2 separate regions of the Homo sapiens genome follow, and region 1 is linked to region 2. Evidence: chromatin loops called from intact Hi-C (ENCODE). Cell type or tissue: gastrocnemius medialis. All regions are shown on one strand. Links, peaks and the distances in the headings refer to the core of each region. The heading gives the core; the rest is flanking DNA.

What was found. Hi-C counts contacts between places; a loop is a spot of excess contacts. Peaks named below come from ENCODE experiments on the same cell type or tissue, not always from the same donor. Only the 100,000 strongest peaks of a DNase experiment are listed, where the experiment ranks them.
Region 1: it touches region 2 in a loop (11-fold over the local background); 104 of 110 quality-filtered maps call a loop at or near these places.

Annotation. Positions count from the first base shown.
Region 1 is chr6:89,239,270-89,247,766 of GRCh38, reverse strand. No RefSeq gene overlaps it. Among named protein-coding and RNA genes, the nearest start is that of GABRR1, 26 kb to the right of the region's middle. In gastrocnemius medialis, for the core only: a CTCF peak has its summit at 4,996 (motif pointing right); no DNase peak of the experiment used is centred there.
Region 2 is chr6:88,978,663-88,987,159 of GRCh38, reverse strand. No RefSeq gene overlaps it. Among named protein-coding and RNA genes, the nearest start is that of RNGTT, 19 kb to the right of the region's middle. In gastrocnemius medialis, for the core only: CTCF peaks have their summits at 3,408 (motif pointing left) and 4,330 (motif pointing left); DNase peaks (open chromatin) are centred at 3,433 and 4,199; H3K27ac peaks cover 664 bases.

The sequences.
Region 1 (8,497 bases), core at 133-8,132, 260 kb before region 2:
AATTCATGTTGTTGCACGTATCAGTTGCTCATTTTGATTTGCTGCTGAGCAGTATTCCATTGTATGAATAACCAGAATTTCTTTATCCATTCTTCTGTTGATGGACATTTGGGTTGTTTCCAGTTTGGAGAAATAAATCTTCTTACAATAAATTATTTAAAATGATTTTAAAATAATAAATGTATTTATAAATAAAGCTTCTACAGATATTTGTGTACAAGAGTTTGTGTAAACATATGCTCCTATTTCTCCTAGCACGTACCCAGGAGCAGAATTATTAGGTATTAACTAGGTCAGTGAATTTTTTTTAAGAAAGCATTTTATTGACATATAATTCACATGCCATACAATTTGCTTATCTAAAGTGTACAATTCAATGATTTTTAATATATTCACAGAGTCATGTAACCATTACTGCAATGAATTTTAGGATATTTTCATCACCCCAAAAAGAAACTGCCTGTCCTTTCATCCCCAATTTCCACATTCCTCCCCTCCCCTAGCCTTAAGTAACCATTAATTTACTTTCTGTTTCTATAAATTTGCCTGTTCTGTACACTTCATATAAATGGAATCATGCAATGTATGGTCTTTTGTGACTGATTTATTTTACATTGTGTAAGTTTTCAAGGTTCATTCATGTTGTGGCATGTATCAATACTTTATTCCTTTTTAATTGCCAAATAATATTCCATTGTATGAATATACCACATGTTATTTATGATATTTGGTTTGTTTTTATTTTTGGCTATTATGAATCATGCTGCCATGAACATTTGTGTACATGTTTTTGTGTAGACATATTTTTTCATTTCTCCTGGGAATAAATCTAAGAGTGGAATTGCTGGGTCATATGGTAACTCTATATTTAACTTTTTGAGGAGCAGACTATTTGCTAAAGTGTGGACCATTTTACATTCCTACAAGCAATTGATGAGGCTTCCAATTTATCTGAATCTTCATCAACACTTACTACTGTCTGTCTTTTATTATAGCCACTCTAATGGGTATGAAGTGGTATCTCATTGTGGTTTCGATTTGCATTTCCCTGATTGTTAATGATGTTGAGCATCTTCTCATAAGCTTATTGGCTGTTTGTATATTTTCTTTGGAGAAATGTCTATTCGGATTGCCCATTTTTAAGTTTGGTTGTCTTTAATTATTGGGTTGTAGGGGTTCTTTATGTATTCTAGATATAATTATCAGATACTTATCAGATATACGCTTTGTAAATATTTTTTCCCAGTCAGTTGGTTGTCTTTTCACTTTCTTGATGGTGTCTGTTGAAGCAGCAAAATTTTAAATTTCAGTGAAGTCCAGCTTATCTGCTGTTTCTTTGGTTGATTGTGCTTTTGGTGTCATACCTAAGTCAGGCGTACGTTTAATCTTATAAAATCCTGAAGGTGTTATGTGAGTTGTGCATGTCTTAGCACAGAAACATGCTCATCTAAGATAGTTACTCGTGAACGAAGCTCAGGGGTGGTGAATATACAACTAGACCCTTTGTGAAGTTCAAGTGAAGAATTTGTGGAAGAAGTTGCCAAGATGAAGCAAAAAAATACAAGTTCATGCAGTTTTTAAAAGTTATCTACCAATATTCAATCAAATGAAGAAAATAGGCTTGGTTTGAAAATTCATGTTTACAATTTGTAGATGAGTTGCTCCTGGTGGGCTGTTGATGTCTCCATTTTACAGTGGAGAAAATTCCCGGACTCTGTTTCCTTATGTGTAAAATGGAGGTGCTGACTCCTACCTTGCCTAACTCACAGAGTTGTGAGAAGCAAATGAGTGAATGCATGGGAATGCACTTGTCAGCTTAAAGTCCTGTATAAGTGCAAAGTGGTGATGTTGTCTACGATAAATTCACACAGTTTTCCCTTGAGCAACTGTTGTAGAACTTCATCTTAGTCTGTTCAGGCTGCTATAACACAATACCATCAACTGGGTGGCTTAAACAATGAACACTTGTTTCTCATAGTCCTGGAGGCTGGGGAGTCCAAGATCAAGGCCCTGGCTGATTCAGTGTGTGGTGAAGGCTCTCTTCTTGGTTAGCAATATCCTCACTTGGAGGCAAGCAGAGAGAGATCATCTCTCTCATGTCTCTTCTTATAAGGACATCAATCCCACCTGTGAGGATTCCATCCTCACGACTTAATCACCTCCCAAAGGGTCCTGCCTCCAAATACCATTACATTGAGAATTTGGGTTTCAGCCTAGAATTTGGTTGGGGGCAGACACAAACATTTAGCCCACTGCAAACATTTTACCCATGTAATGCATGATTCTAAGCATTTTACATTTATTAACTTGTTTACCTCCTTAAGAAGTAAGTATTATTGCTATCATCCAGTTTCACAATGAGGAACTTGAGGCGTGGACAGGTTTCCCTTCCAGAGTCCACGCAGGTATAAATGGCCAAGCTGGGATTTGAACACAGACAGAACTGGCTGAAGTCTGAGCTGCTACTATTGTGCTGTCTGTCTTTCTAAGAAGATGTTGTCGTACCTCTGAGTAGCATCCCTACATTATAGTAACTCTCTCCATCCACAGCCTTTGCTTACTTGTGGGAGGATTGTGCTATCTTCAAATTCTTTGGAGTGTTACCCATTAGAAATAACAGAAGATGCTGAAACTTTGCATAAAATGTTAATGATTTTCCATTTTGGTCTTCTAGAGGTTTGTAATGAGATGGCTGGGTAAGCCATATGCTTCGTGCACACTATACCAATCTTTGTATTTATGGGACAACTAGAACCGCCAACCTGATAGAGCAGATCTCATGAGCTCCTGTATGAGGCTGTCTTTCCCAGGACGTGCAACATGGTGTTCAACTGAGGTGGGAAATACCCTTTGGCTTTGATTGCTAAGAAGGAAGCATTCCCATATCCAAGGTCAATCTCTGTCCTCACTGCCTGGACAGTTTGGCCTTGCTCCTTACAGACTTCTCTGGTGCCTCAGGCTTTGCCTCCTTTTGCCTGAGAGGCTATGGTAACCAGACTGGAGAGGTACCTTGCATGACTGGGTAGGGACACGTGGGGATGGAGAGAGCACTATTTCCTTCTTTTCTATTTTAAAACAACTAGGGACCACTAGTTAACACCTGTAAATTGACCAGAAAGCAAAACATTTTTTAAGCAAAATAATTCTGGTTTTCTAAAAGTTGCATGTCCCGATTACTGAGGTTTCAGAGCATGAGCTATGGAAATTCTAAATTAGGTGAAATTTCACTCAGCAACTCCAGAAACTACTGAATATTCAACTCAAGAAGAACCAACTGAGAAAACCACCTGCATTGCCAACTTTAGCATTTTCTACAGAACAGTTAGAAGCAGAGGTCACAGCCCCAAAGACCACATCACTAGAGATCGGCTGGCTCCATCTCCAGCATTGACTGAAAGGGACAGGAAATTACCAGTTGTACCTAAATGGTACTAATAAAAAACAAGAAGCTCCTACAACTTTATAGCCACTTGGGGAAAGCAAACAACACTGAATAACCCATCTGAATGAGTTCGCTGTTGGTAAATGAGGTAGATTAACTTAGAGGAGCCCCAACATCTATCCCACCTAAAATAGTCATGATTCTTAAAGATGCCTAAGGTAAGTTCATGCCATCAACGATCAGCTGCAATCCCCACAAACCTGTGATTTATAGTCACATCCAAGCTGCCCTGGATGTTCTCCTGGGCCCAGGTTATGGAGCAAGATTCATGGTGACTTCAGAAGCCCCTAGGGAAAGCATAACCTAGGGAAAGCCCAGCCCTAAGCCTCACAAGGCAGAAGTCCACAAAAATTAGTTCCACTGGTTCATAAAGAGCCCGTGTTTTCTCTTTCCCTTAAAGCAAAGAACCAAATAATCTGAAAAAAAAAAAAAAATGAAGATGAATGAAAACACTCTGAAGCTTATTTTGTTTTCATTTTTCAATAGATTAAAAGACAGTGAAATTTATATTAACTTATTTTAAGAAATTATATGCAATCAAAGTTACTCTGTGAGTCAAGACAATCACATGCTGAAAAAAGTTAAATAGTAATACATTAAATCACACAACTTGTGTTATGTTGTTCTTCCTATTGTATCTTTACTCATGAGTTCAATTTAAGTGTGTTGTGTATTTTATCACAAAATTAAATCACACTCTTTCTTTTCTTCAAGAGTTGACAGTTTCTAATGTGGCTTCTCATTCAAAGAATTTATTCTTGTCATCCCCCCAAGCCTCTATTTCATTCCAATGAATCAGCTCCTCTAATTAGCAGGGAAGAATCTGGAATTAATTAACTAAAAGATCTGAGTTGTCATCACAATGTCCTGTTGGGCAACATGGTAAATAAGGAGAATGTGTCACAAATAAAATCATTTTACAGATCAGCCATTTCAGGAAGGGGCAGGAGAGGACAGAGCTCACAAAAAAGCCCAAGCCCGGGATCAAAAGCACAGGTTTTCCTATCTATTAATCATGTGTCCTGGGGCAAATGACTTTATGTTTCTGGGCCTCAGGTGCTTCCTCAAGGAAGTGGAGGTAGTAACCTGCTATGCCTACTTCAAGGGCTTGTTCTTGGGGCCAAATGAAATCACTGATGTGAAAATGTTTTGTAAATGCCAAAGCACCATTCAATTGCAAACTATTATTATTCCAAGGCAGTTGGATTTGCTGGGGGGCACAACAAAAGAAGTCCTTGCATTTTGTATTCAGTCCTCAGACAACATGCTGAGGGGACCCCATTTCCACACACCTCTTCCATCCTAGCAGCCCCCATGAAGGGCTTCTTACTGCCACCGTGGCTTTAAGCCTAATTGATCTCACAACATTTCCTTTTTTCACCACCACATCTGCCCCTAGTGACGTCCCTGAAACCTGACAAGCATATCGAATTTGATCAAAAAGAAGCCTGGGGACTTCTTGTGAGTCTGTATTTGAGCCTAGAAGCCTATGGATTTCAATCAAAGGCAGGCTTGGAAATGAAGAAAAGGTTGCCTTAAACAATTTTTACTATGATTCCAGCAGAGGGAGACAGGACTGCACTTTCCCACAGGATATGCATTTTAATTTAAAGGTTTACAATATGAAGAGCATGCCTGCCTGCCTGCCTGCCTGCCTGCCTTCCTTCCTTCCTTCCTTCCTTCCTTCCCTCCTTCCTTCCTTCCCTTTTCCATCAAATCATGGTAGTCATGATTTTAATGCCCCTTGGTGGAGAAAGTACATGGCTGAAGGCCATTACAAATTCAGCTATGCTTCCAAAATGAGTTTGTGTCTCTTGATCACAAAAGCCACTAGGGCATTTGGAAACAGCAGTCAAGGCACGTTATATATTCTTACTGACTCTTCATTGATAGTTCATATTTATAACCTCTAATTTAAACTGGAGATTACATTTTAAAAATCACTTATGGCTCCTGGTGGAAAGAGCTAGCAAAAGTAAGAAGTAGGGGTTGCCTCATTGGAAGGAGACTAAAGTGCCCAACTTCCTAAGAAGGATTTTGGTCAAGTATTTAATGGATTGCTCAGAGAGTCACCAGATAATTGGTCTGAGTAGTTGTAAGACATTTATTATTTGTGGGTTTTTGTGAGCCAGGCCTTTAAGCAGGAGATGTTTATTATTTGATCAACAATGAGAAATAGGCCGGGTGCAGTGGCTCACGCCTGTAATCCCAACACTTTGGGAGGCCAAGGGAGGTGGATCACCTGAGGTCAGGAGTTCAAGACCAGCCTGGCCAATGTGGTGAAACCCTATCTCTACTAAAAATACAAAAAAATTAGCCAAGTGTGGTGGTGGGCGCTTGTAATCCCAGCTACTTGGGAGGCTGAGGCAGGAGAATCGCTTGAACCCGGGAGGTGGAGGTTGCAGTGAGCCGAGATCATGCCCATTGCATTCCAGCCTGGGTAACAATAGCGAAACTCCGTTTCAAAAACAAAAAATGGTGAGAAATAAGAACTCAAAAAGAAATGTAATTTTTCATCCAATAGTGTACAAAGTGTTATTCTGGGTGCTGACTGTAATAAAAAGATGAATAAAATACAGTGATGCCATTTAGATTGTCCTTTGAGAAAGAGGACTAACAAGGAATATGTGAAACAGTAGCCAAATATTTTAGGCAGCAAATAATTAAACCCTAAAGTCATGTGGTACAAAATAAATACCACTGGTACATGGACAAAGAGAGCTCCCAGTGAGCTACTGTGGTCAGGAGAGGTTATTTTATGGAGGAGATGAGCTTCACATAATGGTTTGGGTTTAGATAGACTTTTCAAGGTGAGAAAAATTGGGGCAATTATGGTATTGGGTTTTTAAAAATGAAATCAATGCTAATCAGAAATACTTTTTATTTCAACCCTTGTTGACGTTTTTCCTAAAATGTAGGAATATATGGACATCTGAAATTGTTTCCTATATTTTGAAAATACTTCAGAATTAAACTCAGAAAAAATTTAAATGTATTTATGCATTTCCTTTTTAGGAAATAAAAGCTTTAGGCATTTGATAGGTTAATTTATTCATTCGTTAAATATTTATTGAACACCTACTGTAAGCCAGGCAAGGTTCTAAGTGGTGAGCAAAATAAATATGTCTCATTGATTATTAAAGCCTTGGGGAGACCAACAATAAAAAAGTAGTTAGACATGCTTCAAAGGAAAAGAACAAATTGAAGTGACAGCAAATAACAGATGTAAAATCTACTTAGGTAGAACAGTCAGGGAGAGCTTTGGTTGAGATTTAAAGAATGAGCAAAGCCAAGCCAGCAAAGTGGGGAGCAGAGCTCCAGGCAGGCCCCCAGGGCTAGTCTGAGGTGCCCAGGTATAGCATCATATGTAGGTTGTATGTATATGTATATAAAATCATATACATTATATATGCTATATATCCTACTTTATTTGCTTATTTATTTCAAGGAATTGCTTATGTGATTTTAGGAGCTGGCAAGTGTGAAATTTGCAGGCCAGGCCAGTAGGCTACAACTCTTGGGCTATTGCTGTAATACTTTCTTTTTTTTTTTTGAGACAGAGTCTCACTCTGTCACCCAGGTTGGAGTGCAGCGGCACTATCTCAGCTCACTGCAAGCTCTGCCTCCCAGGTTCACGCCATTCTCCTGCCTCAGCCTCCCGGGTAGCTGGGACTACAGGCGCCCACCACCATGCCTGGCTAATTTTTTGTATTTTTAGTACAGACAGGGTTTCATGGTGTTAGCCAGGACGGTCTCGATCTCCTGACCTCGTGATCCACCCGCCTCGGCATCCCAAAGTGCTGGGATTACAGGCGTGAGCCACTGTTCCCGGCTATTGCTGTAGTCTTAAGGCAGAATTTCCTCGCCCAGGAAACCTCAGTTTTGTTGCGTTTAAGGCTTTCGAACTGATTGGCTAAGGCCCACACACATAATTGAGGGTAATCTCCTTCTACCTAAAGTCAACTGATTGTAGATGCTAACCACATCTACACAATACTTTCACAGCTAGATCCATGTTAGTGTTTGATTAAATAACTGGGTACTATGACCTAGCCAAGTTGACACATTAAACCAACCATCCCAGCAGGAAACCATCACATCTAGCACAGTGTCGGAGTACTGTGAGATAGGACAAGAAAGTCAGATAAATTTGGGAAGTTGGATAGAGGTCTTGAGGCTAAGATAGAGTTTAGCTTTTATTCCAAGTGCATTGGGAAACCACAGAAATGTATCAGCAGGGAATGGAGATTCATGCATCTTAGAGCCTATTTTTCATTCTCTTAATCAGTGGGACCCAAATGAAAAAATAAGTCACTCTGGCTACTCTCTGGAGAATAAAATAAAGAGTGTATTTTGGGGAGAATAAAATAGGGAGCCTAGTCAAGATCTAGTGGAGAGGCAGAAACCAGTGGAGTGACTTCAATAGAGAACATTTGATAGAAGGAGTTGTTAACTATGCACAAGGTAGATAACTTTTAAAAGGTGTAGAAGAGGGAACAACTGCAGAGAACACCTGTAGGGCTGAGAGAAGAACAAGGAAGGAACTTGGAAATCTGGAGGAGGTCCTGTAAGGTCTGTGATCAATGCTCTGATGGGAAGGCGTGACTCCTGCAGGAACACGCTATTCACCACTGCGGGGAAGAAGAAACTTGCAGGGGGCTGCTTGCTGGAACCATAAGGACCTCAGCTGCTTTGAAGAACACCACAGGAAATAGCTGCACACTGTGCCCCTTCCTGCCACTAAAAAAAAAAAAAAAAAAAAAATAGAAAAAAAGATTCTTTTCTCCCTCTTCCAGGCTTGTAGACTTCATCCTGCACCCTCTACTGGCAGCACCCAGCATTGTATTGACTGGCAAAGTAGAAATGTGGTTTATAGAGTCAGTTCAAGTATTATACAGTAGGGCAAAGAAAGGTGGGCTTGAGGATAAGAGCAAATAAGTGGATAACTGGCACTGGGATCAAGGGTGGACTTGGTGGCCAGGTGTGGTGGCTCATGTCTGTAATCCTAGCACTTTGAGAGGTCAAAGTAGGAGGATTGCTTGAGACTATGAATTC
Region 2 (8,497 bases), core at 170-8,169:
AATTAAATTGTAGTTTAAATTTCTATTTATTTTTTAATTAAATTGTGTGGTATATAGTTATTTAAATGCATTTAATATTATTTTTAAAGCATTAGTAAAGTTTGTTTAATCAGTTATTCCCTCTTTTCTCCACTGGCTTTTTGTCATAGTCACTTAAATGTAATCAAATTTCTTTTATATTTATTTCTTTTCTTTTTTTTTTTTTTTGAGATGGAGTTTCGCTCTTGTTGCCCAGGCTGGAGTGCAATAGCATGATCTCGGCTCACCACAACCTCCGCCTCCTGGGTTCAGGCGATTCTCCTGCCTCAGCCTCCCGAGTAGCTGGGATTACAGGCATGCGCCACCATGCCTGGCTAATTTTGTATTTTTAGTAGAGATGGGGTTTCTCCATGTTGGTCAGGCTGGTCGTGAGCTCCCAACCTCAGGTGATCCACCCGCTTTGGCTTCCCAAAGTCCTGGGATTACAGGTGTGAGCCACTGCACCTGACTTATTTCTTTTATTTATTTATTTTTGTTTTTTAATAGAGACAGGGTCTCGCCATGTTGCTCAGGCTGGTCTAGAACTCTTGAGCTCAAGCAGTCCTCCTGCCTCAGCCTCCCAAAGTGCTGAGATTACAGGCATGAGACACCATGCCTGGCCACATTTCTTTTATATTAAAAAATCCCTGAATCAACCCTTTGACTTCAAGTTAGCTGACAGTGGCTGCTTTAGTTCCTTGCTCCCTTTGCTATAGATATTATCTCACTCACTGTCTCCACTCTCTAGGTTGACTTCATGACTTCTCATTCATACTCCAGAGCACTGGAAGCAGTCTCTTGTTTCTTGTGGAGAGGTCACGTTATGGCAGGCTGTGTTCTAAGGACTGGAGATATGGCTGGGATGAAAACAGACAAAATCCTCTTTCTCTAGAAGGGAAAAATAGGCTATTGCTGTAAACAATAGGTATCACTCTCAACAAGGTCACCCCCTTCCTTAAAACCATTCAATGACTCCATATTTACCTCAGTGACTCATGTTTACTTGATGAAGTTGCACAGCCCCAGATAAAGTCCAAACTCTTTAAAGTGGCATGTGGGCATGTTCCCTCCCTCCCTAGCCTTCCCTCCCACCATTCCCTTTTCTACCTCCACTCCCTCCCCTGCTCACTGCCCCAAACACACACACACACACAGTTCCCATTCTATAGATGGGCTTGACATTGCCCAGAAGTACCATACTTTTATCTGTAAGCAGTGGTGTTCTAGAGTTGATTTGTGTGGGAGTGTGAGAGCGTATGGTGCATGTCTCTTCCCAATTGCATGTTCAGTGAGGTCATGGTGGGAGTAAATCAAGGAAACTGGCAAAATCTACAAATTAGGGCATTCTTGCTTCTCTCTAGAGAGTTATTAAACATTTACCAGCTCACCATAGCCCCTAGGCCTTTGCATTTATGGCCCTTCCCCTACCCTAACTTGGCCCAGCTTAAATGTCCCTTCCTCCTGGGAACTGTGTTTTGACTCTTCAGGATTGGGATAGATACCCTTCACTGTGATTCTTTGGTAACTTGGGCAGCGGCCCCACTATTTTTCCCGTATTCTATACTGGCCAAGTAAAGTCCTTGAGGTCAGGGCCCTTGTCTTGTTCATTGTTGTTCTTGTCTACCTAGGATAGTGTTTGGCACATAGCAAGGTGCTAAACTATATTTTTAAGTGAACCAATACATGAATAATTAAAGTAAGCCCTCCCTACTAATAATAGGCTTTTTATGGTTCAAGAATGTGCCTTAATCTTTGTATCTCCTGAAATTCCTCACACAGAGAAAGTTTAGTAGATGTTTGAATAGATTGAATGGACTAGACTTGAATGTGCTTTATATGAGCCTAAAACTAGGGCCCAATTTAAGATATCCATTCTAGAAGTGAGTCAATGATATTTGAGATTATGATTCTATAGAACCAAAACCTGGAGTATTGAAATATGTCACCAGAAACTTAAGATTTTCCCTGGCCATTAATTTGCCTTGATTTATTACTCTTATTTCCTTGTTTTTTCTAAGGTGATCCCAAGCTCGTTCCACTTCCTTCTTCCCTCAACCTGGCTTTTCTTTTTGAGACAGGTTCTCACTCTGTCACCCAGGCTGGAGTACAGTGGCGTGATCTTGGTGTGCGCCACCATGCCCAGCTAATTTTTGTATTTTTTTGTAGAGATGCGTTTCGCCATGTTGCCCAGGCGGGTCTGTGACTCCTGGACTCAGCCAATCTACCCACCTTGGCCTCCCAAAGTGCTGGGATTACAGGCATGAGGCACCACGCCTAGCCACCCTATTTTTAATGTACAACTTAGGCATGCTCTTTGCTCACAAAATGATACGCTCATTGAACCATGAGTAGGAAAGCAATGTGGTGCAGTAAGAAGTGCTTGAAACTTAAAGTCAGGAGACACTGGTTGTGTTCCTGTATGTCACAACTTTCTGGTCTTTTCATCTGCAATAAGAAAGATAATATCTTCCCTATCCAATTCACTACATTTTTAAAGATGAAATGAGTTAACATAGGTGAAAATGCTTCTGTAAATTGTAAAGTACTACATAGAGTAAATGCAAATTTCTCAAACAAATTGATCTTCAGCACATGCTATCATTTACTTAATAACTCCCTAGCAAGCAAGTGATATCTGCAAAGAAGTAAGAGTGATCCAGTATAGAGAGAGGTTATTTGCCTGGGAAACAGGATGCCTGTAATTAGGTAAAAATGATGGTTTCATGTTGCAAAGACTTAAAGCATCAGCTTCATATCAGATGCTACATAGGAAATGTGGGGTGATTCTGCCTGAGATGCCAAGTGTGCTATCAATCAAGAATAAAAAACAACTGGCCTAAAACACAAATGATAAGGATATACTGGTGGCTGATGACTGGAATAACAAAGCTTCATTCTCCCAAAGGATCTGATAGACTCCAATTAATTTAGAAGCATAGAATGATGTCAAATACAGATCTGTACCAAGCAACAAAGTTCTGCTTTCAAATAGATAGCTGTCAGTGAATATCTCAAATTGCAGACATCGATGCAGATATATGGTTTGCCCTTTTCTTAGTTTGGGGAGATATTTTTCCTTTGCAGAAGTTAGTTATTAGCCTCCCATAAGAGGAAGGGTTCTCGGCGTGGTCCTCCAAACAACAGCATCGTCATGGCCCCAGAGCTTATTAGAAATGCAGTATCTTGGGTTCATGCCAGACCTATTTAATTAGAATCTGCATTTCAATGCAATCCAGGTGATTGACTGCATTTAAGTTTAAAGTGCACCACCATAGGGACCAACTATTCATTTTTCAAATGAAAACTCAAGACTTGAAGGGTGATTTTTTTCCCCCTTAAGGTCTGACACACTTAAATCCCAGTTTGGATTAGAACAAAGATTTCCTGCCTCTGCTGGCAAGTTCCAGCATTGCACACCCTCTCGCAGCCTGGTTCTTTGGCTTACTGGTTGGGAGGCTTGGGGCAAGTTATTGAACCTATCGCTGAGCTGGTTTCCTCATCTATAAAATGGAGATGATAGCAATGTCTACCTCATACAACTGTGAGGATTAGGCCGGGTGTGGTGGCTCATGCCTGTAATCCCAGAGCTTTGGGAGGCCGAGGTGGGCAGATCACTTGAGGTCAGGAGCTCAAGACCAGCCTGGCTAACATGGTGAAACCCTGTCTCTACTAAAAACACAAAAATTAGCCAGGCGTGGTGGCAGGCACCTGTAGTCCCAGCTACTAGGGAGGCATGAAAATCGCTTGAACCCCCAGGAGGCAGAGGTTGCAGTGAGCAGAGATCATGCCACTGCACTCCAGCCTGGGTGAGAGAGTGAGACTTGGTCTCAAAATATACATATGTGTGTGTGTATATATATATGTATATATGTAAGGCACAATACACACACAAAATTGTATTATCAAGTGAAAAGATAGTGTTCCACATAATTCAAACAGTAGAATTAATTTTTTAATTAAATTTGTATTGCACACAGAAACAGAGTTATTATCTCTGAAAACCTTTGTGCCTTGACAGTAGCGTTCAGAAAGCAGTTGTTTTCCTTTCAATCTTTAGTATTTTCCAGTAAAGAAACTTATATAAAAGCTGGATAGGCAGAGGTACCCTGCTAGTCACTGTTATTTAATTACGTGGTAGGTTAGGCTGACCTCTATTATTATGAGTTTGGTGAAGCGGGGCCAAACCCAACATTTGGAATAGGCACACACATGTGTAATAGAAGAACCTGACTCACTGACCCACTTTCTTGGTTACCAAAGCAATGAGAGTTTGGATTATCTGGTTTTTAGCTCCACCTAGTGACCATATATATGGCTCAGTTTTCAGCTGTAAAATTATGGAGAATTCTAGTTTTATGTTTAAACAAAAATACATTCAACTTCTCACTATTCAGGGGAAATGATCCCATATACACATTTTTGATTTTTTTGTTTTGCATAAAATAACAGGCTTAGAGTTCCTGGAGATGATCAGAAAGTTAGAGGACTTCCTATTTAGAACAGAAAGATTGGAGTCATCTTTGATTTTTCCCTTATTTGGTATGTCCATTCTGTCATCAAGCTCTAAAAAAATTAATTTATCAAAACATTATCCAGCCACATGTACTAATTTAATGCTTCCTTTGGGATTGTCTGCTTAGTGAAGCAATGTATTGGACATTACCCTAGAGTTTGGGATTCCAGGCCCCGCTCCTTTGCAGAGCCTTGGAGAAGAATGATTATAGGTGTATCTAGAAAGAGAAGGCTTGAGCAACAGGGTTTCCAGTCCTACAAAACTTGCCTTTTCCCACAGTGTGGTTGGTTGAGAAGCAGAAGAGAGCTTCTGGACCTGAGGGAGCCACAAAAAGGATCAGCGCAAGCTATATGACCGGATGGTCAGTGATAATAGGCAACCTTTCCCTTTACCTGCTTCTTGGAAATGTGTTGTCTGAGCCCTCAGAACCAATATATAACTCTAGGGATAGGGTAGGGCAGGAAGCCCCAAGGATGCCAGAACTGAGGGCTGGGCGTGGTGGCTCACATCTGTAATCCCAGCACTTTGGGAGGCTGAGGTGGGAGGATCACCTGAGGTCAGGAGTTTGAGTCCAGCCTGGCCAACATGGCAAAACCCCATCTCTACTAAAAATACAAAAATTAGCTGGGTGTAATCTGTAATCCCAGCCACTCAGGAGGCTGAGGCATGAGAATTCCTTGAACCTGGGAGGCAAAGGTCGCAGTGAGCCAAGATCGTGCCACTGTACTCCAACCTGGGCAACAGAGTAAGACTCTGTCTCAAAAAATTAAAAAAAAATGCCAGAACTGAAATTTCCTCCCTGTTTAGCAAGAAGGGGACTCAGAATCAAGATTAAGTTGATTTATAGAAAATAAAGAGATGCCCATCCTGGCCAACATGGTGAAACCCTGTCTCTACTAAAAATACAAAAATTAGCTGGGCGTGGTGCCACGTGCCTGTAGTCCCAGCTACTTGGGAGGCTGAGGCAGGAGAATTGCTTGAACCCAGGAGGCGGAGGTTGCAGTGAGCCGAGATCATGCCACTGCACTCCAGCCTGGCGACAGAGCAAGACTCTGTCTGAAAAAAAATAAAATAAAATAAAATAAAATAAAATAAAATAAAATAAAATAAAATAAAATAAAGAGATGCAATGTTTTTGCACACAGGTTTGTGGCTGGAGAATCAGATCTCTACATTAGGAACCTGTTCAGTGTTGGCTGTACTTTGCAGCCCTGGAACTGGAGTTATTTCATATTGAGACCTTGTTAATGAGTTGATGTGCAGACATGAATTTGGGCCTTTAGAAGTCACTGATCAGTGAGGGAATGCCTGCAGACTCTGAGTTAACAAGATTTGAAAGCATGCTATGGAAAAATTTAAATTCCTTGGCACCTCAACAACATACTAGCAAACCGAATCCGACAACACATCAAAGAGGTAATTAACCACGATCAAGGGGTTTCATCCCAGGGATGCAGAGATTGTTCAACATATGGAAGTCAATAAATGTAATGCACCACATAAACAGAATTAAAAACAAAAACAATATGATCATCTCAATAGATGCAGAAAAAGCATTAAAATCAGGCATTACTTTATAATACAAACTCTCAACAAATTAGGCATAGAAGGAACCTACCTCGAAAATAATAAAAGCCTGGGCACAGTGGCTCACACTTGTAATTCCAGCATTTTGGGAGGCCAAGGCAGAAGGATTGCTTGAAGGCAGAAGGATTGCTTGAAGCCAGGAGTTCCAGACCAGCCTGGGCAACAAACTGAGACCCTGTCTCTACAACAATAAATAAGTAATTAAATAAATTAAAAAAATATAAAAGCCATATGTGGAAAACCCAGAGCCAACATTATACTGAATGAGGAAAAGTTGAAAACATCCCCTCTAAGAACTGGAACAAGATAAGAATGCTCACTTTCATCACTTCTATTCAACATAGTACTGAAAGTCCTAGCCAGAGCAATCAGGCAAGACAAAGAAATAAAGGGCATCCAAATTGGAAAAGCGAAAGCTGAACTATCTCTGTTTGCCAATGATACAGAAAACTCTAATGACTCCTCCAAAAGACTTTTAGATAGGAAATTGATTCAGTAGAGCCTCAGGTTACAAAATCAATGTACACTAATCAGTAGCACTGTTATACACCAACAAGGACCAAGCTGAGAATCAAATAAAAAACTCAATCCCTTTTATAATAGCTGCAAAAAAGTAATAATAAAATAGGAATATACTTAACCAAGGAGGTGAAAGATCTCTACAAGAACTACAAAACATTCCTGAAAGAAATAATAGATGACACAAACAAATGGAAATACATCCCATGCTCATGGATTGAAAGAATCAATATTGTGAAAAAGACCATTCTGCCCAAAGCAATCTATAGATTCAATGTAACTCCTATCAAAAAATCAACATGATTTTTCACAGAATTCGAAAAAACAATCCTAAAATTCATATGGAATCAAAAAAGAGCCCAAATAGCCAAAGCAACCCTAAGCAAAAAGAACAAATCTGGAGGCATCACATTACCTGACTTCAAATTATACTGTAAGACTACAGTAACCAAAATAGCACAGTACTGGTATAAAGTAGATACACAGACCAATGAAACAGAATAGAGATCCCAGAAATAAAGCCAAATACAACCAACTGATCTTTGACAAAGCGTACAAAAACATATATTGGGGAAAGGACACCCTATTCAATAAATGGTGCTGGGAAAGCTGGATAGCTACATGAAGAAGAATGAAACTGGATCCCTGTCTCTCACCCTATATAAAATCAACTCAAGATGGATTGGATTAAAGACTTAAATCTAAGACCTGTAACCATAAAAATTCTAGAAGAAAATCTAGGAAAAAACTCTTCTGGACATTGGCCTAGGCTAAGAATTTATGACTAAGACCCCAAAGCAAATGTAATAAAAACAAAAATAAATGGGATCTAATTGAATTTAAAATGTTTCTGCACAGCAAAGTAAATAAACATCAGAATAAACAGACAACCCACAGAATGGGAAAAAATGTTTGCAAACAATGCATCTGACAAAGGACTAATATCCAGCATCTATAAGGAACTCAAACAAATCAGCAAGAAAACAAAAATAAAAACAAATAATCCCATTAAAAAGTGGGCAAATGGCTGGGTTCAGTGGCTCACATCTGTAATCCCAGCACTTAGAGAGGCTGAGGCAGGAGAATTGCTTGAGCCCAGGAGTTTGAGTCCAGCCTGGTCAACATAGTGAGACCCTCTCTCTACAAAAAAGAAAAAATTAGCCAACGTGGTGTCTTATGCCTGTAGTCCCAGCTACTCAGGAGGCTGAGGCAGGAGGATTGCTTGAGCTCAGGAGTTCAAGGTTACAGTGAGCTATGATTGTGCCACTGCACTCCAGCCAGGTGACAGAGCGAGACTTTGTCTCAAAAAGAAGACGGGGTGGGCAAATTACATGAATAGACACTTCTCAGAAGAAGAGATACAAATGGCCAACAAATATATGAAAAAATGCTCAACATCACTAATCATCAGGTAAATGCATATTAAAACCACAATGAGATATCTGCCACCTTACCCAGCCAGAATGGCCATTATTAAAAAGTCAAAAAACAATATATGTTGGTGTGAATGTGGTGAAAAGGGAACAATTATACACTGCAGGTGGGAATGTAAATTAGCATAATCTCTATGAAAAATTTCTCAAGTATGGAATATGGAGATTTCTCAGAGAACTAAAAGTATACCTACCATTCGATCCAGCAATTACACTACTGGATATCTACCCAAAGGAAAAGAAGTCATTATATCAAAAAGACACCTGCATGCATATGTTTACTGTAGCACAATTCACAATTTCAAAGATGTGTCACTAACCTAAGTGCCCACCAGGTGATGAGTAGATAAAAGAAATATATATATACACCATGGAATACTACTCAGCCATAAACAAAAACAAAATAATACCTTTTGCAACTACTTGA